Regions from separate parts of the Homo sapiens genome. Here region 2 is linked to region 1. Evidence: read pairs that join two places in POLR2A ChIA-PET (ENCODE). Cell type or tissue: Caco-2. All regions are shown on one strand. Each heading gives the region's core, and the rest is flanking DNA. Links, peaks and the distances in the headings are about the cores only.

Region 1 (8,330 bases), core at 269-8,268:
TGGTTCACACCTGTAATCCCAGCAATTTGGGAGGCTGAGGCAGGTGGATCACTTGAGCCCAGGAGTTCAAGACCAGCCTGGCCAACATGGTGAAACCCCGTCTCTAGTAAAGATACAAAAAAAAAAAAAAATGGCCTCGTGCAGTCGCTCATGCCTGTAATCTCAGCACTTTAGGAGGCTGAGGCAGGCAGATCATGAGGTCAAGAGCTCGAGACCATCCTGGCCAACATGGTGAAACCCCATCTCTACTAAAAATACAAAAATTAGCTGGGCGTGATGGCGTGTGCCTGTAGTCCCAACTACTCGGGAGGCTGAGGCAGGAGAATCACTTGAACTCGGGAGGCCGAGGTTGCAGTGAGCCAAGTTCGCACCACTGCACTCCAACCTGGCAACAGCGCGAAACTCTGTCTCAAAAAAAATAAAAATAAAAAATTAACTGGGCCTGGTGGCATGCACCTGTAATCCCAGCCACTAGACAGGCTAAGGCAGGAGAATCGCTTGAACCTGAGAGGCAGAGGTTGCAGTGAGCTGAGATTGCGCCACTGCACTCCAGTCTGGCGATAGAGCAAGACTCTGTCTTAAAGCAAAACAAAACAAAAACAATGACAGGGAAGCATGGTCCCCTTACTCATGTGGGCACACAGTGTGCACACTCCTACACACTCGAAGTGGGAAGCATTATCCTGATTTTACAGATGAAGACATGGAGACTCACCCAGAGAACTTACCTGCCTATTCACCTGGCAGGTAGGTGGAGGAGCCCGGATTTTTATCCAAGACTTTTTGACTCCAAAATCCAAGAGGGGAGTTATTGCGCCATACTGAGATTAAGTTGAAATACCTGCCTTGTAGGGTTGTTGTAATTGTCAAAATGTATTCAAAATTGCCTGGCCTGTAGGAGGTGCTCTAAAAAATGGAAATTATGGCCTGGCATGGTGGCTCACGCTTGTAATCCCAGCATTTTGGTAGGCCAAAGCAGGTGCATCACAAGGTCAGGAGATCGAGACCATCCTGTCCAACATGGTGAAACCCCATCTCTACTAAAAATACAAAAAATTAGCTGGGCATGGTGGCATGTGCCTGTAATCCTAGCTACTTGGGAGGCTGAGGCAGGAGAATCACTGGAACCAGGGAGTCGGAGGTTACAGTGAGCCGAGATCGCACCACTGCACTCCAGCGTGGTGACAGAGTGAGACTCAGTCTCAAAAAAATACTATTATTGTAATTAGCAAGGGCTAAAACCAACATAATCCTTGGGTTAAGCAATATCAAGACAGGCAAAAGTCACTTCACTTCTTGCTCCAAAAAAATACCTGCTCTGGAAGATAAGATTATGCATCAGATGTGAGTTCAAAACCCTGTCTTCCTGGGCCCACCATTCCAAAGCTCTTATGTCAGAAACTCCCCAATCGCAACCAGTTTCCTGCCTTGCAAGACTTGCTTTAACATCACCCAGCCAGGGCCCTAAAAACCCATAAATACCATTCCCTAATTTCCCTAATTTGAATCTGTTGACGGTGTTCTCCTTTACTGCAGGAAGTCCAAATAACCTAGTTTTGCTCGATCAACAGGTTTTTCAGGTGGAATTAAGCTAATGGAATTAAAGTCTATGAAGGCATTCAAAAATGTTTTTTGTTATTAGTCTACAAAATAGAAACAGCCAAATGTGGTAGAACCAATAATAGCCCCCAAAAGCTGTCCACATCCAAATCCCTGCAACCTATGGATATATTACCTAACATGGCGAAGGGATCTTACAGATAGGAGTAAATTAAGGATCTTGAGATAGAAAGATTATCCCAGATTATCTGGGCAGGCCCAAGGTAATCACAGGGCGCCTTCCAGAAGGGAGAGGCAGGAGGATCTGAGTCAGAGGAGGAGAGCTGAAGATGGAAGCAGAGGCTGGAGTGATGTCTGGAAAGATGGAGGTGACCACCAGGAGCCAAGGAATGCAGGCGGCTTTTAAAAGCTGGAAATGGGGCCGGGCATGGTGGCTCACGCCTGTAATCCCAGCACTTTGGGAGGCTGAGGCGGGCGGATCACGAGGTCAGGAGATCCAGACCATCCTGGCTAACAAGGTAAAACCCCGTCTCTACTAAAAATACAAAAAAAAAAGCTGGAAATGGCAAGGAAATGGATCCTGCTCTAACACCCCAGAAGGAATATAGTCCCACCAATCCTTTTTTTTTTTCTTTTGAGATGGAGTCTTGCTCTGTTGCTAGGCTGGAGTGCAGTGGCATGATCTCAGCTCACTGTAACCTCCGCCTCCCAGGTTCAAGCAATTCCCCTGCCTCAGCCTCCCAAGTAGCTGGGACTACAGGCGCGTGCCATCATGCCCAGCTAAGTTTTTTATTTTAGTAGAGACTGGGTTTCACCATGTTGGCCAGGATGGTCTCCATCTCCTGACCTCGTGATCCGCCCGCCTCAGCCTCCCAAAGTGCTGGGATTACAGGCGCCCGGTCCCACCAATCCATTTTAAACCTCTGCCTTCTAGAAATGTAAGAGAATAAATCTGTGTTGTTTGTGCTTATTTGTTGAAGCAGCAATAGAAACGAATATACTAAATATTCAAGAGAAAGAAACTATCTGAAGGTTGCCAATAGAAAGCAGTGGTGAAGCCCACAGTCTCGAAGCTAGGTTACCTGGGTTCAGATCGCTTCCCTGCCACACCCAGGCTGGGTAACAATGGTTGAGTTATTAAAGTATCTCTCTGAGCTTTACTGTTTCCATTTATAGAATCAGGATGATACAGTAACTGCCTTGCAATGTGGTGGTGAAACAATGAGATCTAATTGTATAAAGAGCTCAGTGCGGTGCCTGGCACATAGTAGGTGCTCAGCACATCTCAGCACGGAGGTTAGACATGGAGGAGCTGGGGCACATTCCTCACTCATTTTTTTGGGAAAGAGCAGGAGTGATTGGGATAACCAGGCTAATCTCAGCCATGCCGTTGCTATATGTCACTGGGCACATAATTCATCCTTCTGACATTTTATTCCTTAACTTACACAATAAATTGTATATCCTGCAAGGATTATTTCCATGGATACATTGCACCTACATCTAAGCAGCTGTAAATATGCTATAAAATGTTTTTCATGAGCATGAAGCAAGGGGCAGGATACATGCCAGAGAACTGGGAGCAGTTCATTCTCCCTTCCTCCTCCTCCTCCTCCTCCTCCTAATCCTCCCCCAACCCCCCGTCACTTCTGCATTGTTCTATGGATTGCATAAAACTTCTAGGAGAAGGAGAAAGACAGGAATGGCACTCTAGATAGCAGCAAGAACAACGAGAAAGTTCATGGGGTGGTGAGGAGGAGTGGACTTTGTGATGGGCTTGAAAATAAGCTCTAAAGACCAGCCGGGCGCAGTGGCTCACACCTGTAATCCCTGCACTTTGGGAGGCCGAGGCGGATCACCTGAGGTGAGGAGTTCAAGGCCAGCCTGGCCAACAAGATGAAACCCCATCTCTACTAAAAATACAAACAATTAGCTAGGCGTGGTGGCACATGCCTGTAATCCCAGTTACTCAGTAGGCTGAGGCAAGAGAATCACTTGAACCCGGGAGGCGGAGATTGCAGTGAGCTGAGATCATGCCACAGGAACAAAACTCCTTCTCAAAAAAACAATAATAATAAAATAAAATAAAAAACAGCCTGGGCACAGTGGCTCACACCTGTAATCCCAGCACTTTGGGAGGCTGAGGTGGGTGAATCACCTGATGTCAGGAGTTTGAGACCAGCCTGGCCAACATGGTGAAACCCCATCTCTACCAAAAATACAAAACAATTAGCCGGGGGTGGCGGCGCACGTCTGTAATCCCAGCCACTCCAGAGGCTGGAGCAGGAGAATCACTTGAACCCAGGAGGTGGAAGTTCCAGTGAGCTGAGATCGCATCATTGTACTCCAGCCTGAGCAACAAGAGCAAGACTCCATCTCAAAAATAAATAAATAAGTAAATAAAATAAAATGAAAAATGAGCTCCAAACACCTGACAGAGAAAGGGAATTCTATAAAGTAGCCTGCCTCTCTCTGTCCCCCGCCCCCCACTCCTTTTTTTTTTTTTTTTTTTTTTTTTTTTTTCAGACAGAGCCTTGCTCTGTCGCCCAGGCTGGAGTGCAATGGCCCCATCTCACACACTGCAACCTCTGCTTCCCAGGTTCAAGTGATTCTCCTGCCCAGCCTCCCGAGTAGCTGCGATTACAGGCACATGCTACCACACTCAGCTAATTTTTTAGTGGAGACAGGGTTTCACCATGTTGGCCAGGCTGATCTTGAACTCCTGACCTCAGGTGATCCGTCTGCCTTGGACTCCCAAAGTGCTGGGATTACAGGCGTAAGCCATCGTGCCTGGCCTATGTCCCTTCCTCCTTCTCACACACACACACACACACACACACACACACACACAGAGCCCTGCCTCTAGATAAGATATTTATTTATTTATTTAATTTTTTGAGGCAGAGTCTCTCTCTGTCACCCAGGCTGGAGTGCAATGGAGTGATCTCGGCTCATTGTGACCTCCACCTCCTGGGTCCAAGTGATTCTCCTGCCTCAGCCTCCCAAGTAACTGGGATTACAGGTGTTCACTACTATGCCCAGCTAATTTTTGTATTATTAGTAGAGACAGAGTTTTACCATGTTGACCAGGTTGGTCTTGAACTTCTGACATCAGGTGATCCACCCACCTCGGCCTCCCAAGTGCTGGGATTACAGGCCTGAGCCACCAACACCTGGCTCTTTTTTTTTTTTTTTTTTTGAGACAGAGTCTCTCCCTCTGTCGCCAGGCTGGAGTGCAGTGGCGCGATCTCGGCTGACTGCAACCTCCAGCTCCCGGGTTCAAGCAGTTCTCTGCCTGAGCCTCCCTAGTAGCTGGGATTACAGGAGCCCATGACGACGCCTGGCTAATTTTTTGTATTTTTAGTAGAGACGGGGTTTCACCATCTTGGCCAGGCGGATCTTGAATTCCTGACCTCGTGATCCACTTGCCTACGCCTCCCAAAGTGCTGGGATTACAGGCGTGAGCCGCCGCGCCCGGCCTCTTTTTTTTTTCTTTTTTTTTAAATTTACTTATTCAGGCCGGGCGCCGTGGCTCACGCCTGTAATCCCAGCACTTTGGGAGGCCAACGCAGGCGGATCACCAGGTCAGGAGATCGAGACCATCCTGGCTAACACGGTGAAACCCTGTCTCTACTAAAAATACAAAAAAATTAGCCAGGTGTGGTGCAGGCGCCTGTAGTCCCAGCTACTCGGGAGGCTGAGGCAGGAGAATGGCATGAACCCAGGAGGCGGAGCTTGCAGTGAACCGAGATTGCACCACTGCACTCCAGCCTGGGCGACAGAGCGAGACTCCGTCTCAAAAAACAAACAAACAAACAAACAAACAAAATAGCTCCCCCATAAGTCACATGAAGTCCCACTTGGAGAAATAAAAGTAAATAAAGCCGAGATTTAAAACAGGAAAAAAGCTGGGATTTGAGCCTTAAGCACATTCTCTGCTGCACCAGCTCCCCAGGTGGGCGACTGGAAATGTGGACCCACCCCATGAAGGACAATGGTAACATCAGCCCAGGAAAGAGCTGGAATTCAGTGTGGGCCTCAGAAAAGATTCTTGCTTCTCTCTGCTGGGAATTGACCCATTTGCCCTAATTCATTGTCTTCTCAAACTCCAAAACGGTGGCTCTCAAATGTAAATGTGGACCAGAACCACCCAGAGAAATTGTTAAGCCATGGATTGCTAGGATCAACCCTTAGAGTTTCTGATTCAGTGGGTCTGGGGTGAGGCCCAGGAATTTTGGGATACTGATGCTGCTCGGGTGGGGAGTGCACTTTGAGAACCCCTGGTCTAGAATTTAGGGTTTGCAGAACTCAGCACGGTGCCTGGCAGTCATCATAAATCCAACCATCACTGGGTCCTCAATTATGACTGGGTATAACTCCTCCCACTGACAATTCCTAACCGCCCACCGTCTGCCAGGGTCTTTGCCCAACACTAGGGACCCTGCTGCTCAACATATAAAGGAAAAGGAGGGGGAAGGTCTGTCTTGGGGAAAATCAGAGTCTCATGAGGAGAGCCGTCAGCAAGGGAACCCCGACAGTACAAGCCCAGCTTAGAGAGTGGAGCTTGACTTTGGTTGAGGGCAACTGGGGTGCAGATGGCCAAAGTCGGGGGATGATGCGGAATGAGCAGTGGGAGAGATGAAGATCATACAAAAAGCAATAAGCAATTCCTTGGTCACTTGTATTTCCACGCACATTAGTTATCTATTGTGTAAACAAATTACCCAAAACCTAGTGGCTTTTTTCTTTTTTTTTTTTTTGAGACAGAGTCTTGTTCTGTTGCCCAGGCTGGAGTGCAGTGGTGCGATCTCGGCTCACTGCAACCTCCACCTCCCGGGTTCAAGCAATTCTCCTGCCTCAGCCTCCTGAGTAGCTGAGATTACAGGCGCCCGCCACCTTGCCCAGCTAATTTTTTTGTATTTTTGGTAGAGACGGGGTTTCACCATGTTGGTCAGGCTGGTCTCAAATTTCTAGCTTCAAGGGATTATCCCGCCTTGACCTCTCAAAGGTCTGGTTTCTTTTAGTGGAAGGTGGTGTTTAGAAACAAAGATCTGACTACTAAGTGTGCTCATTACTACTGGGGTATGGGTGTGTGTGTGTACACATTTACATTGATTGTTTTATATATTTATATGGAAAAACACATTCATATTAATTCTTCCCATTCCAAAAAGCTCCCCAGGATTCATTCTAGCATTTCCTCCTTCCATAATTGGACTTTTTTTTTCTCTGAAAATAAGAAACTTGAGCCGGATGTGGTGGCTTATGCCTGTAATCCCAGCACTTTGGGAGGCCAAGGCGGGCAGATCACGAGGTCAGGAGATCGAGACCATCCTGGCTAACACGGTGAAACCCCGTCTTTACTAAAAATACAAAAAAAAAAAAAAATTAGCCAGGCGTGGTGGTGGGCACCTGTAGTCCCAGCAACTCAGGAGGCTGAGGCAGGAGAATGGCGTGAACTCAGGAGACAGAGCTTGCAGTGAGCTGAGATCGCGCCACTACACTCTAGCCTGGGCAACAGAGTGAGACTCTGTCTCTTAAAAAAAAAAAAGAAAGTAAGAAACTTGGATCCCTGAAATCCTCCATATATTGACTCATTTTCTCCGTCACCCTGTGTGCAGCAAATCTCCTCAACTACTGGGCCATTGGATCTCCCAGGCACCCTGACAATATGAGCACCAGCTCCCTGCCAGGTTGCTGCCCCACCCTGTCCCAGGGACTTCCACAGAGGGCACACAAAATATATGTTCTCCATATTTAGTTCCATTTGGCTTAATGATACTTTACGTAGTATTTTTGAACTGTGTTCCTAAGCAATACTGGCCATGGTGTTTGTTTCTCTCCTCTCTGGTATTGTACTAAGATGAATCTAGCCTCACTAAATGAGATGGGTGCTGGGTGAGGTGGCTCACACCTGTAATCCCAGCACTTTGGGAGGCTAAGGTGGGTGGGTTACATGAGCCCAGAAGTTGGAGACCAGCCTGACCAACATGGTGAAGCCCCATCTCTACTAAAAATACAAAAATTAGCCAGATGTGGTGGCATATGCCTGTAATCCCAGCTACTTGGGAGACTAAAGCAGGAGAATTGCTTGACACCAGAAGGCAGAGGTTGCAGTGAGCCAAGATCACGCCACTGCACTCCAGCCTGGGTGACAGAGTGACACTCAGTCTCAAAAGAAAAACAAATGAGATGGGGAGTGAAATGGTTTGACTTTGTGTCCCCATCCAAATCTCATCTCAAATTGTAATCCCCACATGGGAAGGGAGAAACTTGTAATCCCCACGTGTCAGGGGAGGAGGAAATTGGATCATGGCTGTGGCTTCCCCCATGCTGTTCTCAGGAGATCTGATGGTTTTCTAAGTGTTTGACAGTTCCTCCTTCACACACGCTCTCTCTCGCCTTCTGCCATGTAGGATGTGTCTGCTTCCCCTTCTGCCATGTTTGTAAGTTTCCTGAGGCATCCCAAGCCATGTGGAACTGTGAGTCAGTTAAATCTCTTTCCTTTATAAATTATCCAGTCTCAGGGAAGTTCTTTTTTTTTTTTATTGAGACGGAATTTTGCTCTGTTGCCCAGGCTGGAGTGCAATGGCGTGATCTTGGCTCACTGCAATCTCCGCCTCCTGGGTTCAAGTGATTCTCCTGCCTCAGCCTCCCGAGTAGCTGGGATTACAGGCATGGACCACCATGTCTGGCTAATTTTGTATTTTTAGTACAGACAGGGTTTCTCCATGTTGGTCAGGCTGGTCTCAAACTCCCGACCTCAGGTG
Region 2 (8,330 bases), core at 208-8,207, 79 kb before region 1:
AAAAAAAAAAAAAAAAAAAAAAGATGGTTTATGCATATAATGAAATACACAGCAACAAAAAAAATGAGACATTTCTTTATAGGTTGACATGGAAAGATTTTAAGATATGTCCTTAAGCAAACAAACAAAATGTATGCACAGCTGGCTTCCACTTAGATGTCTCACAGGCAACTTAATTTATCCAAAGGGCAGCATGTTCTCTTCTTTCATAAACAGCTCTTTTGTTATTGTTGTTTGCTTTTTGTGTTTTGTTTTTGAGACAGGCTGTCACTCTGTTGCCCAGGCTGGAGTGCAGTGGCTCAATCACGGCTCACTGCAGCCTTGACTTCCTGGGCTCAAGGGATCCTCCCACCTGAGACTCCCAAGTAGCTGAGACTACAGGCGCTCACCACCATGCCTGGCTAATTTTTGTATTATTTGTAGAGCCTATGTTGCCTAGGCTGGTCTCGAACTCCTGAGCTCAAACTCTAGCCTCAGCTTCCCAAAGTCCTGGGATTATAGGCGTGAGCCACCATGCCCAGTCCCAAACAGCCCTTCTGATACCCAGTCAGCCTGCCAGATGCCCAGAGCAAAAACCCTGGAGCCAGCCTGGACTCTTCTTGTTCTCTTGTTCCTATTTTTCAGCAAATCCTCTTGGCTTTACCTACAAAATATATCCCAACTCTGACGGACCAATTTTCACCTTCTCCTCTACTCTTGTGTTGGCACAAGTGTATTCATTTCCTGGGGCTGCTGTAACAAATTGTCCAAAATTGATGGCTTAAAACAACAGAATCTTTTTCACTCAGGGTTCTGGAGGCTAGAGGTCTGAAATAAAGGTATGGGCGGGGCTGCTTTCCCTCTGAAGGCTCTGGGGGAGGGCCCTTCCTGGCTTCTTCCAGCTTCTGGTGCTTCTGCCAGGAACACCAGTTCCTGGGCATCACTGCCATCTCTGGCTCTGTCTTCACATCCCCTCTCTCTGTGTATCTTTCTGTGGCTTCCCCTTTTTATGAGGATATCAGTCATTTAGGGTGGGTCCTAAGTCCAGGATAATTTCATCTTGAGATCTTTAGCTACATCTGCAAAGACTCTAAGACCAAACAAGGTCACATTCTGAGATACCAGGTGGACATAAATTTGGGAGAAAAACTATTGAACCCAGCACACCAACTCACCACCATCTTTTGTTTGATGATTTCTCTAGCCTCCAACTGTCTTGAGTTTCTGACCTTGACCCCCTACAGTCAATGTACAAGACAGTAGCCAAAGTGATCCTGGTGAAAATGTCAGGTCTCATCCCTGTTGTCCCAACCTTCAAAGGTCCCCACCTCATCTGGAGCAAAAGGCAGACTTCTTCCCAGGGGCCATGAGGTCCCACAGCCCTCCTAGTCCCTGCTTTGCAGCCTCAGCTATCCCAGCTGTTCCTCCAATCTGTTGGGCACGGTCCCCATCTCCAGGCCTTTGCACTTTGTACCCTTTTCCTAGACTTCTGTTTCTTCTACACTTGCTCCCTCCCCTCCCCTCCCCTCCATGAAACTTTCCGAAGCCCCAGAAATGCACATTCCTGCCCCTTTTAATTTTTTCTCCAAAGCACTTCTCACCCTGGGAACACTCAGTGCATTTTACACGTCCGTTGTGTGAGCTGTCTGGGTCCTCACCAGGATGAACCGCCTGAGGGCCAATCTCTTTCTGCTGTGTCCTCAGCACCCAGAACAGTGTCTGGCACACAACAGACACTCTATTGAGTTTTAAATTTTTTTAATATATTAAATTTTAAAAATACACGGAACGCTTCATGAATTTGCATGTCGTCCTTGCACAGGGAACATACTGATCTCTATTGTTCCAATGTTAGTATATGTGCTGCTGAAGCGAACACAGAGTTTAAAGAGGTGTTCAATGACTACATGAATGTACTCATGCTAGGAAACAAAATAGAGGGTGCCCGGAGCCTGAAGCCCACCACTAAAGATAGTTGGGGAGAGGGCAAGAGTGGCCCACCGACATTCCGTATGTTTTTAAAGTGTATTCATTGCCATAGGGATATTTTTCCATCTATCAGACTGTCAAGAATGCAGAATACTAGCCAGAGGCCAGGCGCAGTGGCTCACGTCTGTATTCCCAGCACTTTAGGAGGCTGAGGCAGGTGGATCATTTGAGGTCAGGAGTTCGAGACCAGCCTGACCAACATGGTGAAACCCCATCTCTACAAAAAAATACAAAAAAAGTAGCCGGATGTGGTGATGCATGCCTGTAGTCCCAGTTATTCGGGAGGCTGAGGCAGGAGCATCACTTGAACCCAGGAGGCAGAGGTTGCAGTGAGCCGAGATCGCACCACTGCACACAAGCCTGGGTGACAGAGTGAGACTCTGCCTCCAAACAAAAACAAAAACAGAATACTGGCCAAGTGCTGTGGCTCATGCCTGTAATCCCAGCACTTTGGGAGGCCGAGGTGGGTGGATTGCTTGAGCCCAGGAGTTTGAGACCACCCAGGGCAACATGATGAAAGCCCATCTCTACAAAAAAATTAGCCAGGCATGGTATTGCACACCTGTAGTCCCAGCTACTTGGGAGGCTAAGGTGGGAGGATCACCTGAGCCCTGGAGGTAGAGGTTGCAGTGAGCTGAGTTCACGCCACTGCACTCCAGCCTAGGCAACAGAGGGAGACTCTGTCTCAAAAAAAAAAAAAAAAATTAAATTAAGAAAAATTTTTAAAGGATTTAGAATGATAAAATTAAGAATATATTAATCTAACTTGGCAAGAGCTGGAGACCCAGCCCTTGTGTGGGGCTGCTGGAAGGGCTTCTGGGGTCAGTGTCTCTGGGGGCCAACATGCTGTGTGGGATGAACAAAAGCCTTAGTTCTGTTCAACTAAGGCCCCTCTTGGGCTGTCAGTGACATGTCTAAGATTCTTTCCTTTTTTTTTTTTGAGACAGAGTCTCGCTCTAACACCAGGCTAAAGTGCAGCGGCATAATCTCAGCTCACTGCAACCTCCGCCTCCTGGGTTCAAGTGATTCTCCTGCCTCAGCCTCCCAAGGAGCTGGGATTACAGGCAAGCACCACCACGCCCAGCTAATTTTTGTATTTTTAGTAAAGAAGGGGTTTCACCATGTTGGCCAGGATGGCGTCAATCTCCTGACCTCGTGATCCACCCACCTCGGCCTCCCAAAGTGCTGGGATTATAGGCGTGAGCCACCACGCCCAGCATACCCAAGATTCTTAATTTGTCTTTAGTATCTTGGTCACAAAGTGACTCCCTCTGGTTGGGTCTCATTTTTGTAAACTCTCCCTGGAGGCTCCAATTCCATTTCCAGGAGTCAGAGGGCGGCCGTTGGGACCCCATCGCAGCTAGGGAACCATGGGGCTCCTGAACTGCAGTTACTAGACAGATGATGACAGTACTTCCCTGGAGGCCTATTTGGAGGATTAAAATGTAATAATGGTCGGGCACGGTGGCTCGTGCCTGTAATCCCAACACTTTGGGAGCCTGAGGCAGGCGGATAATTTGAGGTCAGGAGTTCGAGACCAGTCTGGCCAACACAATGAAACCCCGTCTCTACTAAAAATACAAAAATTAGCCAGACATGGTAGCAGGCACTTGTAATCCCAGCTACTTGGGAGGCTGAGGCAGGAGAATCACTTGAACCCAAGAGGCAAAGGTCATAGTGAGCTGAGATCATGCCACAGCACTCCAGCCTGGGCGACAGAGTGAGACTCGGTCTCAAAAAAAAAAAAAGTAATAATGGATGTAAAACATTTGGCCTGGACCCTGGTGCATACTAAGTGCTTAATAAACAATATCTGGGCTGGGAGCAAGTGGTTCACGCCTATAATCCTAGCACTTTGGGAAGCTGAGGCGGGCGGATCACCTGAGGTCAGGAGTTCGAGACCAGCCTGACCAACATGGTGAAACCCCGTCTCTACTAAAAATATAAAAATTAGCTGGGCATGGTGGTGCATGCCTGTAATCCCAGCTACTCGAGAGGCTGACGCAGGGGAATCATTTGAACCCAGGAGGTGGAGGTTGCAGTGAGCCAAGACTGTGCCACTACACTCCAGCCTGGGCAACAGAGTGAGACTCTGTCTCAAAAAAAAAACAAAATAAAATCTGTTGTTATGTTAATCCTTTTAAATAATTATTTAAATGGCATAATTTGCCATTTAAACTTTTTTTTCCCCAAATCAACTGCTTGGCTAATGACCTCCAAGGTTCCTGTCAATGTTGACAGTCAATAAAGCTCTAATGAGCCTCACCCTTGGGCACAGCCCTGTCCTACCTCCTCTGATTACTTTAACTTGAGGAATTTTTATTGTGAGCTAGACAATGCCAGCCCCACCCAGAATGCAGCTTCCCCCATCCCCTGTCCTGGTGTGTCAGGGGCAAGTGGAGGTCCCAGTCTTCAGAGCCACCATAAAACCCATCCATCGTAGGCTTTGGAGCTCCAAGACAGGCCAGCTCCAGGGAAGCACCAGCCACAGGGCCCTGCCTGAACAACTTGGGACCCATCTAAATGACACCAAGAGCATCTCCCATGGAAATTTCCTTCCCTAGGCCTCCCTGCATGGTCTTACTTGCACACAGCTGGTTTATTGAGCCTTTTCTGACTTGGTAAACTTTGCTGAGGCCCAATCCTGGGAGTTTTACATCATCCCCTCTTGATTCCTCACCCTGCTCCTGAGCCCATCCAACTCATCAGCAAGTTCTGTCAGCTCCGCCTTCAAAATACTTCCCAGGTCTTTCTGGCCCTCCATCATGGCTCCTACCAGCCAATGAGCCACCATCTCTTGCCTCAGCGCCTGTGTGGCTTCCTACCAGGCTCCCGGCTTCCACTCTTACCCACAGTGGTTCATTCTCCATGCAAAGTGGTTTTTTAAAATGAAAGCCATGGCCAGGCGTGGTGGCTCACGCCTGTAATCCTAGCACTTTGGGAGACCGAGGTGGGCAGATCACCTGACATCAGGAGTTTGAGACCAGCCTGGCCAACATGGCGAAACCCCGTCTCTACTAAAAATACAAAAATTAGCAGCGCATGGTGACCTGAGCCTGTAATCCCAGCTACTTGGGAGGCTGAGGCACAAGAATCACTTGAACCCGGGAGACAGAGGTTGCAGTGAGCCGAGATTGCACCACTGCACTCCAGCCTAGGTGACAGAGTGAGACTCCATCTCCACAGAAATAAAAATAACACATAAATGAATATGAACGCCAGTCATGTCTCTCCCTGCTTGTAACTCTGCAATGGCTTCCTACAACATCAAGAGTAGAATTTCAATCCCGTTGTAGGGCCCAGAAGACTCCAACTCCCTCCGGCCCCATCCCAGTCTACTCTTCCTCCAGCCTCCAGGCCTTCTGCTCCCTGAACTTGTCCTTGATAGCCCTTCTGTCACCAGCTCTGCACCAAGGGCTCTGCTCAGCCACCAGCCCAGGTGTTGTCTCCTGGAGAGAACTCCCTGAACACCCGTGGAAAGCAGCACCTCAACCAGGCACGGTGGCGCACGCCCATAATCCCAACACTTTGGGAGGCTGAGCTAGGCAGATCACTTGAGCCCAGGAAGTCAAGATCGGCCTGGGCAATACAGCAAGACCCCATCTCTACAAAAAAATAAAAAATAAAAAAATTAGCTAGGCGTGGTGGTGCACGCCTGTGGTCCCAGCTACTCGGGAGGCTGAGGTGGGGGGATCACTTGAGCCTGGGTGGTTGAGGCTGCAGTGAGCTATGATTGAGCCACTGCACTCCACTCTTGTCTGGGTAACAGACTCTGTCTCAAAAAAAGAAAGAAAGCAGCACTTCCAGCAGGCCCATTCATGCACACGAGGGTGTGAACAGGGCCCCAGGATGAGGGCAACACAGTGGGGTTCATTCACTAAAGTGAAATGCAATTTGGCTTTTAGGGGTCCATCCATAAGGTACTCTGTGAAACCAACCACCTGAGCAAGCAGCTCCATTTATTTATTTATTTATTTATTTATTTATTTATTTATTTATTGAGATGGAGTTTCACTCTGTCACCCATGCTGGAGTGCAGTGTTGCAATCTCAGCTCACTGCAACCTCTGCCTGCCAGTTTCAAGCAATTCCCCCTGCTTCAGCCTCCCGAGTAGTTGGGATTACAGGCATCTGCCACCACACCCGGCTAATTTCTGTATTTTTTAATAGAGATAAGGTTTTGCCATGTTGGCCAGGCTGGTGTTGAACTCCTGACCTCAGGTGATCTCCCTGCCTCTGCCTCCCAAAGTGCTGGGATTACAGGTGTGAGCCACCATGCCCAACCAGCTTATTTATTTATTTATTTATGAGACAGAGTCTCGCTCTGTCTCCCAGGCTGGAGTGCAGTGGAGCAATCTCAGCTCGCTGCAACCTCCCACTCCTGGGTTCAAGCAATTCTCCTGCCTCAGCCTCTCGAGGTAGCTGGGATTACAGGCGCCTGCCACCACGCCTGGCTAGTTTTTGTATTTTTAGCACAGATGGGGTTTCACCATGTTGGCCAGGCTGGTCTTGAACTCCTGACCACAAATTATCCACCCATCTCAGCCTCCTAAAGTGTTGGGATTACAGGCATGAGCCACTGCGCCCAGCCCAGCAGCTCCTTTATAACAGCAGGGGACAAGAAACATCACAAACCCTGTAAGGAAAAGATGAGTTATATGTGTGTCACCCTCCAGACACACAGCCGAGGACACCTTCAAAACAAGTCAGCTCTATTTGAATGGAAAGGAGCCATCCACGTGAAAACTCCAGTGAAGAGAGTGAGGTGCCAGGTGGTGTGTACCATACGCCGCTATTTGGGTTAAAAAAGTAAATACATGCAGTTGTGTGTATGTGCCTAAAATAGCTTTGCACACACCTAATTGATAATGAGGTTTGTCTCCAGCCAGGGAAGCGGGTGGCCTGGGGGCAAGTGTGGGAGGGAAACGCACTCCTCTCCGTGGTGCCATTTGCTGCATTTGTTTCTTTGTTTGTTTGTTTGTTTTTTGAGACAGAGTCTTGCTCTGTCGCCCAGCCTGGGTGACAGAGAAAGACTCCAACTAAAAAAATTAATAAATACAAAATAAATAAATTTAAAAACTTTTTTTTCTTAAAAAGATTCATTCGGCCAGGCGCGGTGGCTCACACCTGTAATCCCAGCATTTGGGAGGCCGAGGCAGGCAGATCACGAGGTCAGGAGTTCAAGACCAGCCTGGCCAAGATGGTGAAACCCCCATCTCTACTGAAAATACAAAAATTAGCCAGGTGTGGTGGCAGGTACCTGTAATCCCAGCTACTCGGGAGGCTGAGGCAGGGAATTGCTTGAACCCAGAAGGCACAGGTTGCAGTGAGCCAAGATCATGCCACTGCACTCCAGCCTGAGTGACAGAGCACGACTCTGTCTCAGAAAAAAAAAAAATGTCTATAACAGTGGCTGGCACATGCCAAGTGCTCAAGAATGTAAGCTCTTCCATTCGAGGGCACCATAGCTTATGGCAGGCATCATAGCTTATAGCTGGCATTGAGCTCACTGTTTAAACACGACCCCTGGAAGTAGCCAGGTCTACTCTTGAAGCTGACTCTGCCCTATACCAGCTGGATGAGCTTCGACAACTCGCTGACCTCTGGCCAAGCCTCCAGTGCCTCATCTGTGAAATGGGCTAACATAGGGTTACTGGGAGAATTAAATGACATAATGCAGGTATGTTTTCTGTTCTTCTGTAGATTCTCTTGTAATAGCACTGATGGTTATTTTTTAGTGTTTTAACTCTACCTGATTTCTCTAGGTTTGAAAGCAGGTTTCATTTTGACCACACACGATTAAAACCTTCAAAGCGGATGAAATGATACACGGTGAGTCCCGGCCTGGTGGCTCCCGTGTGTCATCTCAGCACTTTGGGAGGCCAAGGTGGGAGGATTGCTTGAACCCAGGAGTTTGAGACCAGCCTGGGCAACACAGTGAGACTCCATCTCAAAATATGTAAAAAAAATAAATTTAATTTAAAAAAGTAAAAGAGACAAAGTGAAAGGTCAGCCTGCCTGTCATCCATGACCCTCTGCCCCCAGTCTCAGTCCCACATTCCCGCCCCGGAGGTAACCTCTTAGTGGGTGATTGTCTAGCCTCCTTAAAGATATTGTAAGTAGAAATAGGCATGTTACCTGCAGTACTTTTTTTTTTTTTGAGACTGAGTCTCACTCTGTCGCCCAGGCTGGAGTGCAGTGGCGCGATCTCAGCTCACTGCAACCTCCGCCTCCTGGGCTCAAGCATTTCTCCACCTTAGCCTCCCGAGTAGCTAGGATTACAGGTGTGCACTAGCATGCCGGGCTAATCTTTTGTATTTTTTTATTTTTTAGTAGAGATGGGGTTTCACCGTGTTAGCCAGG

What was found. Peaks named below come from ENCODE experiments on the same cell type or tissue, not always from the same donor. Only the 100,000 strongest peaks of a DNase experiment are listed, where the experiment ranks them.
Region 2: POLR2A ChIA-PET joins it to region 1 with 12 read pairs; 2 of 35 experiments call an interaction of 5 or more read pairs at or near these places.

The regions. Positions count from the first base shown.
Region 1 is chr20:56,582,328-56,590,657 of GRCh38, reverse strand. The region is part of intron 4 of LINC01716 (long intergenic non-protein coding RNA 1716); the gene reads right to left. Among named protein-coding and RNA genes, the nearest start is that of LINC01716, 8.9 kb to the right of the region's middle. RefSeq lists an enhancer at 5,348-5,980. In Caco-2, for the core only: no CTCF peak of the experiment used is centred there; no DNase peak of the experiment used is centred there.
Region 2 is chr20:56,660,958-56,669,287 of GRCh38, reverse strand. It overlaps the pseudogene RNU6-1146P. Among named protein-coding and RNA genes, the nearest start is that of TFAP2C, 36 kb to the right of the region's middle. In Caco-2, for the core only: no CTCF peak of the experiment used is centred there; DNase peaks (open chromatin) are centred at 3,222 and 4,317.